3 separate regions of the Homo sapiens genome follow, and regions 2 and 3 are each linked to region 1. The links are chromatin contacts, found by Hi-C or POLR2A ChIA-PET in ENCODE. All regions are on one chromosome and are shown on one strand. The core of a region is the stretch at or near the end of the contact, and the rest is flanking DNA. Distances in the headings are between cores, read along the strand shown. Region 1 holds the start of HDLBP-AS1 (HDLBP antisense RNA 1). Region 2 holds the start of DTYMK (deoxythymidylate kinase). Region 3 holds the start of SNED1 (sushi, nidogen and EGF like domains 1).

Region 1 (3,092 bases), core at 201-2,700:
CGCCCTGCTCCTGGCTCTGCCTTCACAGACAACACCCACGAGGGTTTAATCCTGTTCCATGTGGATCTTTCAGCAACCCCAGGACAGCGCCAGGCAACTCCACTTGCTATCTGAAGTTCCCAGGATACCTTGGGCAGGCCTAGATACCCAAGAACAGAGGCTAACATCGGGTATCTCAGATTCTCACTGGATCTAACAGTACTGTCCAAATCAGGATTGAAAGGAACCTCAGATATTAATCTAATCCCATTTCTTAATACCACCAGGGACAGGAAATTCATGGCCTTCTCAGGGCCCGGGTCCACCCCTGCATGGCTGTAAACGCTCCACCTCAAGTTATGACAAAATCTACAACTTCTTTCCCCTTTCTGGCCATGGAGAACAAGTCCGCTCTCCTCCAAGGCTCCTTCTGGTAGGTGAGCCCTATCTCCTGTCTCCTTCAGTCCCTCCCATATGGCCCCAGTCCCTTCGTGATTCTGGCTCTCCCAACTACTTTTCCCATAGGAAGCTCGGATCAATCAGTGTCCAGGTCCACCTAATGTAAACCTCAAACTATACTGAACCTGGACTTTTAATTTTGTTTCCCAGAGTGCAAACATCCAAAGCAAAAAAGGTCACATCTCAGAATTTAACTTTCAGCAAACAGAACTAGAACTAAAGGAAGGAGGGCAGGAACCAAGACCCCTTTCCGCCCTAATACGTGTAGAGCAAAACGTGGAGTCCTGACAGAGCTGTGTGTTGCGTGGGAAACCTGGTGCTTACAAGTTTAGCACAAGTCTAACAGGTTTCTGACAGCAACAAAAAAGGCTTCACATGAGGGGTTCTACTTTTTTGCTTTTAAACGAGGAAGTAATTAAGTTGATTCCCTTGTGATAAGTTTTGCCAACTACATATTCAAGGGGCAACAGTCTTCGAAGAGAATTATCAGTAATACTCCAGGAAGAATTTCATTTCAGCCTCAGTTAATGAGACCCGCAAGTGCTTTAAAGCACCAGACAGGACCGGGTATGGAGGGCACCAAAAAAGCCTCCGGCTGAAACCCAGACTTCTCCTCTTCCAAAACTAAAATTACTCAAGACCACAAACCAAAGTTCAGAATGGGAAAATAAAATCCTGATCCACTCAGAGATCACAAGATCGAAATCTAGGAGAGACCACAGGCGACTGGCGAGCAGAAGGCAGGCTCCGCTCCGCACTTCTCACCAAGTTCTGGAAGTCGGCACCCATCCTGCATGGAGGAACTTTCGCAGATGCCACCTCAGCACGGCCCTCCCACAGGCCACGAGGGCCCGCGGGCGGGGACAGGCTTAAAGGGACAGCAACCCCTCGGCCTCCCCGCCTTTCATCCAAATTCGGTACTTTTCCGTAATGTATTTTTCATCCACGACCCTGGGGCACGTCCAAGTTGCACTCCAGGCCCAAGAAGAGCAGCTTTCCCCACCCCCGAACACGTAGACTGACGCGGGCCCCGCGCGGCAGGTGGAGGTGCTGCGGGGGCCCCGCCGCCCGGTCTGCGCCCAGACCCCCGCCCCGCCGCCACCTGGGGGGAAGGACCCCGCTGGCCTCCCAGGGACCCCCACCCTGGCCGCACACGGCGCCCCCGCCGGAGCGGGGGAGGGGAGGGCCGGCCCCGCCAACGTCAGCGACCTGGGCTCAGGTCGGCCGCCCCTCCGCGCCGTGCGGCCACGGCACCAGGGGTGCCCCACCGAAGCCCCGGGAGGAGGCGGGGGAGCCCAGCTTGCAGCCAAGAGCGGCCCAGCGGCGCCACCGGACTTGAGAAAGTTTGTGCGCGCCCCTCCGCGCCACGGCCACGCGCAGAAGAGACTCGGAGCCGGCCCCAGGTCTGGCCCGGAACCGCCACGCGCGGTAAGCAGGACACCCGCGGGCGGGGGCCGCAGCCTGGGGCCCGGGTGGGGGCCGCGGCACCCGGGCCCCTCCCCCTCCGCGGCCTCCACGTCAGCAGCCACCCCCCACCCCCCCGCCCGGCAGCCCGCCCGCCCCGTCCGCCCGCCCGCCCAGGCCTCCCAGCCCCGTGTTGCGCGCTCACTCGTGGGCCCCCGCCCGCTGGTCCTGCCGCTGGCTTACTCGCCCCCCGCGCGGGAGAAGCCGGGACGCTCCGAGGCGCGGCGCCCGGGCCCCGGCTGCTATATAGGGCGGCGGCCCAATCCCGCCTGGACACGTCAGCGCCCGCCCGCCCCGCCGCTGGGGTCCCCGCCGCCCCGGGCCGCCCAGCACCCGGGAGGCCCACCCAACTGCAGGCGTGGTTCTGCATCCTTTTTTCGGGTGGGGAAGGCGGTGCCGAGGAGTTGGGAAATTAATCACCTCCAGAAAGCAGAGGGAGCGCGCCCCGCAAGAACCCGAGTGGAAACAACCGAAGACCAGAAAGGGAGCAGGAAGGACGGCTGCTCTGGAAGCAGATGTCACCAGTACCGCCCACCTCCCCAAAATCAGAAGAAAAACCTCAAAGGATGCCCACCACATCGTAAACGGATGGCCACACTGGCACGAGGTCCTACAGCGCAGTGAGGCTCCCAGGCGGCTCCAGGGCTTTCATTCCCTCATTCCTGCGTGCCTATTCCTTATGTCCCTCACTTTTATAAACTATCCCCACCCGATTCCTTGGCAATCAACTTAATCTCCCCCCCAAAATGTAAAATCCCCTTCCTTTAAAGCGTGTATTACTTATGGCTCCATCTCTACATAGATGTATACACGCAAAAGAACCGGTGTGTGGCCTCTGAGCCCACGGTGGATACGCAGGACTGGGCGGAACGGAATCCCTACTCTCGGGGTCTCCACCCTCCGGGAAGGACTTGTCACTTCTGCATCCATTGTGTTTACTAAGTGATAACTGCCACTGTTTCTTTTAAGGGTATAAAGGGAGTCGAGCAATCTGTAGAGATGTCAGTCTGAACCTCTGGCAAAGTCGCAGGTCAACAGAATCCTGCATAGGGCACAGGATCAACTACAGGTATCTGGGGACAAGACCGTCCCACACAGGGGAAGAGGTAGGGGCACACCCAGCCTTACCCAGGGAATGGGGTCAGGTCCGCACAGCCTGCAGCCAGGCCACGGGTGCTGTTGAGGATGGT
Region 2 (3,092 bases), core at 402-2,901, 410 kb after region 1:
GCACTCCAGCCTGGGCCACAGAGCAATACCTTGTCTTAAAAATAAAAAAAAAAGGGCCAGGTACGGTGGCTCACACCTGCGTAATCCCAGAACTTTGGGAGGCCGAGGCGAGTGGATCACAAGGTCAAGAGAGACCATCCTGGCCAACATGGTGAAACCCTGTCTCTACTAAAAATACAAAAATTAAATTTAAAAATAAAGTAAATTAAAATTGCAAAAATTAGCTGAGCATGCTGGGGCGCGCCTGTAGTCCCAGCTACTCGGGAGGCTGACGCAGGAGAATCGCTTGAACCTGGGAGGCGGAGGTTGCAGTGAGCCGAGATCACACCTCTGCCTGGCGACAGAGCGGAACTCCGTCTAAAAAAACCCGAAAAACTGAAGTCTATTAGTTATGGGGTGTGGGGAGCAGGAGGACGAAACAGCATTCATTAGCGCCCTTTGGGAACTAGGGCGCTTCACCACCTCTGCCCACAGGACTGCTAAACAGAAGAACATCAGGCCCAGCACTACTGTCACTGTCATTCAGAATCGAGTGCTGCGTTCACTGAATCTCAGGAGGAAGGAAAGTGGCAAGGGCAGAGGGAGCAGTGTGCAATGGTTTTTACACTTGTTCCCAGCGATTTGCAGAAAAAAGCAGGTGCACCGAGTGATCCTCCACGTCACTTTTCTTTTGCAAGTAGGAACTCAGAAGTTTGCCGATTTCAGTTGATCTTTCTAGAAAAAAAGAGAAACACACAAAATGCAAGTGAGATCAGGCTTTCCCTCTATATTACAATATAGTTTGGACTGAATTTCTCCCGGACTCAAGTCTCACGTTGAATTTTACTTTACTAAATCTCTAGACAGGCTTGGATCTTCTGCGGAAGCCAAAGGAATTTCTCTGAGCAATAACAGCAATCTGCAAACAAGCTGGGATGAAAAATGCTTTAGGAAAAAAGAACTCGGGTAGAAAGTAGAGACTTCAAAGAAAGCATTTATAAAATTTGTGGACTGGGTGGCCAAAGATTAAGGTCAATGCTTCACTTGAAAACTTTTAAATATATGCTATAAAACCCCTGAAAGCGCGAACAGCCATCAAACAAAACACAACACCAGAAAAACCCACAAAAACGAGACATGGATTACAAAAGAGCTGGAGGAGACTTTTGGGGGAGACACCACGGTTTCGCGCGGGTTTACACGTCAGTCATCACCATACCCCGCACTTAAAGACACGCAGCGTGGACCGGGCGCGGTGGCGCGCGCCTATGTTCCCGGCTACCCGGGAGGCTGAGGCGGGAGGATCGCTTGAGCCCGGGAGGTCCAGGCTGCCGTGGGCCGAGATGGCGCCACTGCACTCCAGCCTGGGCGACACAGGGAAAGCCCGTCTTTCAAAATAAAAACCGCACAGTTCACAGCACGCCAGCCGCAGACAACGAAGCGGAGCAAAGAGCCCCTGGGAAGGCAGAGGCACCGAAGGCCGCGGCGCACCCCCCGCCGCGCGCACCCACCCGGGAACCGGAGCAGTTCGGCGCGGTGGCCCGCGGCGCACAGCGCTTCCACCAGCTTGCGGCTCTGCGTGCTCTTCCCGGCGCGGTCCACGCCCTCCAGCACTATGAGAGCCCCGCGCCGGGCCGCCATGACTGTCCACCGCCCGCCGCTGGCGTCTCCACGCAGCCTTCCGGAGCTCCCATTGGCCGGCGTCAACAGCGCGCGCCGTGATTAGCTAGTATTTCCCGGCCTCGGCCAAATTCGAAGGGATTGGCCGGGGCCGGGGCGAGGACGACGCGCGGTGGGACCGACACCCGCGCCTGCGCCCTGGGCCGCGCCGCCACTGGAGCCGTGTCCTGGGCTTCCGGGGCGGAAACTGGGGCCCCGTGTCCCGTGCGGGCCTCCGTCCTCGGGCGAGCAGGGCCCTTCGCTCCGGGAGGGGAGGTGACGCGGCGCGGGCTGGACGGCCGGAGACGCGGGGTCAGGGCGCGGACGAGGGGAGCGCAGGGTCGGAGGGGCTCCCGGACGCTGCCCGCCCAGCGTCGGCTCTCGTTGGCCCCTGGCTGCGCGCAGCGGGCCCGACTCTCAGGGCCCTGCGGTGCCCGCTGCCAGCGTGAGGGCTCCGGTCACGCGGCGCGCGAGACGAACGAGCGAGATGCTTCCCGAAGCGCGGGGCCCAGTGCAGGGGCTCAGCCGGGGCTCCTCCCAAAGCTCACCTGGAGCCCAGCACGACTGCGTTCTGGAAACGCTGTGTTTGACAGCAGGGGCAGGATGGGGGGCTGTGTAGACGCTGGCCACGTGGCAATTGTAGGAGAACCATGGGATCGATAAATGTTCACTGTTGTCCCTGAAGCGCAAAACTGCAGGGCTCTGGAAAGTCCGTGTGTGTGTTTTTGTTGTTTTTGTTTGTTTGAGACAGAGTCTCGCTCTGTCACCCAGGCTGGAGTGCGGTGGCGCGATCTCTGCTCACTGCAACCTCCGCCTCCCGGGTTCAAGCGATTCTCCTGCCTCAGCCTCCCGAGTAGCTGGGACTGCAGGCGGCCGCCACGACGCCCGGCTAATTTTTTGTATTTTTAGTAGAGACGGGGTTTCACCGTGTTAGCCAGGATGGTCTTGATCTGACCTCGTGATCTGCCCGCCTCGGCCTCCCAGAGTGCTGGGATTACAGGCGTGAGCCACCGCGCCTGGCCGAAAAGTCCGTTTTAAAAGATGATGTATACAAATTATAGCACGGAGAGGGAACGGGCAAGTTGTTTCCTCTTTCCATGCCTCCAACTCCTCTGAAATGTGGGTCATGATGATAATAGGAAAAACTGTCTCTGCCATAGAGAGGTGGAAAAAGTCCCGCGAAGTGTCCCCGGTATCTAGAAAGCGCTCAGTAGTGTTTGCTGTTATCTTAGGGATATCAGGCTGCCTGGACATTTCTCAGGTGAGACTTTTTGTTATTTTAGATATCTAAAATACTACTATCTATATGTGCCATATTGTCAGTTGTCAGCTAGACATCACTTTCTCTGCTTAGCAGAAGAAATGGTAGGAACTGCATTTCCCAGAATCATCTGTGTAGCCCTGGATTACAGTCTACCAGACGAGGCACTCTTACCTTTCGAGGCGATTATTCT
Region 3 (3,092 bases), core at 441-2,940, 270 kb before region 1:
CCACGGCCTGTGCCAGCCAGAGGTGGGAGCAGCCCTCCCTGACCAGGGAGGCCAGGGCTGGGCTGAGGAAGGGGTTAAAGCATGTTCTTGAGGCCCCACGTATGGGCATATGCTGCCTCCGTGCATGTGAATAAGTATGCATGTGTGCGTGGACGTGTGTGCATGTGCGTGGAGACATGTCTCTCCTTGCCAGGCTCTCACCGAGAGCCGGCCTCAAGTAGGGATTCTACAGTTCCACGCCCTCTCTGGTGCCTCCCTCCAAAGACAGGAGGCCTTGACCTTTCTGGCCCTGGAACCATGGCTGTGCTGCTGTCCTGGAGCTCTGAAAGCTGGGACGGTGACCTAAGGGCTAACTGCGGGACAGAGCCCTTCCCCTCCCAGGCCCAGTTTGCCTCTCTGCAAACAGAATTGCCACCCCATGCAGGGTGGGAGAGGCGCCAGGGGCAAGCTTTCAGGAGGTGCCAGTGCAGGGTCAGCTCCTCCTTAACAATTCTGCACCCGGCCCTGACACCAAGTCTAAAGGGTCATGAACCTCTGAGTGAAAACACCAAGTGCAGGATCTGTGAGAACCGGCAACACCCAGTCACACGCAGAGAACCCTCCGCTGCTTCTTAAAAATAACATTGACTGTGCCTGGCTCTCACTGAAAAACAACACGTGCTCACTTGAGATATTTCAGAAGATACAAACGCAAAGACAAACAAAAAACCACCCAGCACCTCAGTGGTAGATGCAGTTACCATCAGCCCGGCCTTTCCTGCTTGTCTTCGAGGGGTGCACTCTTATCTTTGGGGGCCCCAGTGTGGCACGCAGCCAACACCACCCAACACCAGGATCTAAGAGAAGAGACCACGGTGGGCCGGGTGAGTTCCAGGAATCAGACCCTGCCATGGGCCTGGGGACATAGAGGTGGTCCCGGCTGAGGCCCTGAGGAAGGACAGACAGGCAGCCCAGGCCAGCAGCCCAAGAGACAGGGGGCAGGGCTGGCAGGCCACAGGGTGGGGACCCTGAATTCAAATACTGGGACTCAGAGTCCTGCCCCCACCTGCCAAGGCCGGTGTCATGCACGCACTTGCCCCCAGGGCCTGAGTGGGTCAGTCTTCCCCACGGAGGGTTTGCTTTACCCAGGGGTCGCCCCGAGGTCCCGAGCCTCCCAGGAATTTCTCCTGATGCGGCCACGCAGATGCAAACACTTTGTTCCATGCCTCCTAGTCTCCGGCCCGGGCTCTTCCTCACACAGACCCAGGCAGGGAGTGGGCTCCGGGGTTAGTCTGCCCCTGTGGCTGGAAGCCTGGCGTCCCCATGCTCAGGGCTGGGAAGGGGGCAGCACGGAACGGGTTCATTCAGGCACTGCCTGGCCAGGGTCCCCTCCCGCCCCCCGCGTGATGACACGCCTTCAGGGCGGGCCCAGCGTCTCAGGCCTTAGGGACACAGGTCTGTCCCAGGACGGCACTGAGGGCCCAGGCGCCTCCACCAGGGTAGGGACCCAGGGCGGAGCATGGCCCCACCACAGGGCGCGCGCCCGCAGAGCCCTCACCTTGCCTGTGCCCACGCCAGGGGACTGAGCTCCCCGCGCGCCCGCGCCCTCCCACGGGGCCTGGCGCTTTAAGAGACGCCCGATTTGCATGGCCCCGCCCCCCCGAGTGACCGCCGGGCTGGATATTTAAATCGTGGCCCCAGGGGCGGGGCTGGCCCCGAACGCGGTCCCGCCCGGCGCTTTCCTCTGCGGAGCTGCGGCGAGAGCGCGGCCCGGCCGAACGGGCGCGGGACGCGGAGCCCCCGACGGCGCGGCCAGCGGGCGCGCCCGCGCTCCCCGCACCCCGCCTGGCCCTGCCGGCCACCCCCGCGCGCAGCCTAGTCCCCCAGCGCCCTGCTCCGCCAGCGCCCCGTCCCGCCCGCACACCTCCGCGATGCGGCACGGCGTCGCCTGGGCGCTGCTGGTGGCCGCGGCCCTGGGGCTTGGGGCGCGCGGGGTGCGCGGCGCGGTGGCCCTTGCCGACTTCTACCCGTTCGGCGCCGAGCGCGGCGACGCCGTCACCCCCAAGCAGGACGACGGCGGCTCGGGGCTGCGGCCGCTCTCGGTGCCCTTCCCGTTCTTCGGTGCCGAGCACTCCGGACTCTACGTGAGTAACCCCCGGGCTCGCGGGGCGCCCGGGAGGGGAGGGAGCTGCGCCCCGGCCGCTGCCCGCCGGGCCCGGACTCCCGCCGCCGCCGCCAGCCACTTGGCACCGGGGCGGCCCGAGGTGGAATGAGGACAGCGCTTCCTCCTCGGCGGCCAAGGCCGGACAGCGGCCCGCGGGAGAGGCGCGCGGGCGGGGCGGGGGCGGCAGCCGCCGGGCACCGAGGCGGGGGCGAGTGGAGCGCGGCGCCCCGGCCCCTGCCAGACCTGCCGAGCGCGTCTTCCCGGCGCCTGATTCCCAGGGGAGAGCAGGGGTCCTGGTACTGCCCTGGTTTTCACACATGGCAATGTGGCCGTGGGCACGGGCTTCCCGGGCCTCAGTTTCCCAAGTGGGGCGCCGGGCCTGCGAAGGTTGCAGCCCCTCCTTGGGCCATTTCAGCCCCGCCCCCCGTGGACGCCAGTGCGGCCCAGAGCCAGGAGGCTGGACCCCTTGCCCAGGCGCTCAGGGCAGGGCCTGCTTCTTCGCTGACCCTCCTAGGCGGGCTAGCAACAGGCTTGCCCCTCCCTGCCGTCCTCTCCGCAGTCTGGGGGCTGGCCGCTCAGGCTCAGACTCTCCAAACAGGACTCCCAGTGGGACTCCTGGGGCCAGGGACTCATGACAGCAGGCTCAGCTCAGCTGAAGGAACAGGCCCGAGTGCCGGTTCTGTCTCCATGGCTCCCAGAGTGTGACCCCAGGCCAAGCCCTTATGGCAGCCCAGGGAATGAAATGCACCTGGTAACTGCATGGAGCACTCGCCCTGAGTAGGCCACGGTGCACTGGTACCTGGTGGTTCCCTGAAACACCCCAGATCATATCTAGAAAACTGCTGGGCCAGCCTCAAGTAGAGTCCCCTCCAGCTCCGTCACCACGGCCACCTCCACCATCAGCCCTCTCATACCCTCGCCCACCTCCAGCCTCAACCCACTGCCAGCC

What was found. Hi-C counts contacts between places; a loop is a spot of excess contacts on that map. ChIA-PET counts read pairs that join two places held with the same protein, here RNA polymerase II (POLR2A). Pooled maps may share reads with other maps.
Region 2: a pooled map shows a loop between it and region 1 (8-fold over the local background). The contact joins the promoter of DTYMK here to the promoter of HDLBP-AS1 in region 1. A Hi-C loop is called at or near these places in 2 of 37 single-sample maps with no recorded cell type and 12 of 50 pooled maps. POLR2A ChIA-PET finds 5 or more read pairs at or near these places in 1 of 52 experiments (activated T-cell).
Region 3: a loop to region 1 is called in a map of ascending aorta, with 2.1 times the contacts of the local background. The contact joins the promoter of SNED1 here to the promoter of HDLBP-AS1 in region 1. A Hi-C loop is called at or near these places in 1 of 168 maps with a recorded cell type or tissue (ascending aorta) and 6 of 50 pooled maps.

What each region holds. Positions count from the first base shown.
Region 1 is chr2:241,270,714-241,273,805 of GRCh38, forward strand. HDLBP-AS1 (HDLBP antisense RNA 1) reads left to right here and starts at 1,451. Exons shown (of 2, transcript NR_168372.1): 1 at 1,451-2,971. All of the region lies in intron 1 of HDLBP (high density lipoprotein binding protein), which reads right to left. RefSeq lists an enhancer at 1,265-1,344 and silencers at 1,485-1,794, 2,065-2,344.
Region 2 is chr2:241,685,164-241,688,255 of GRCh38, forward strand. It overlaps DTYMK (deoxythymidylate kinase), which reads right to left and starts at 1,652. Exons shown (of 5, transcript NM_012145.4): 1 at 1,491-1,652; 2 at 606-714. The coding sequence starts at 1,620. It also overlaps a transcript of ING5 not described here. RefSeq lists silencers at 1,242-1,551, 1,599-1,861, 1,612-2,141.
Region 3 is chr2:240,996,928-241,000,019 of GRCh38, forward strand. It overlaps SNED1 (sushi, nidogen and EGF like domains 1), which reads left to right and starts at 1,691. Exons shown (of 32, transcript NM_001080437.3): 1 at 1,691-2,123. The coding sequence starts at 1,911. RefSeq lists a silencer at 1,323-1,742.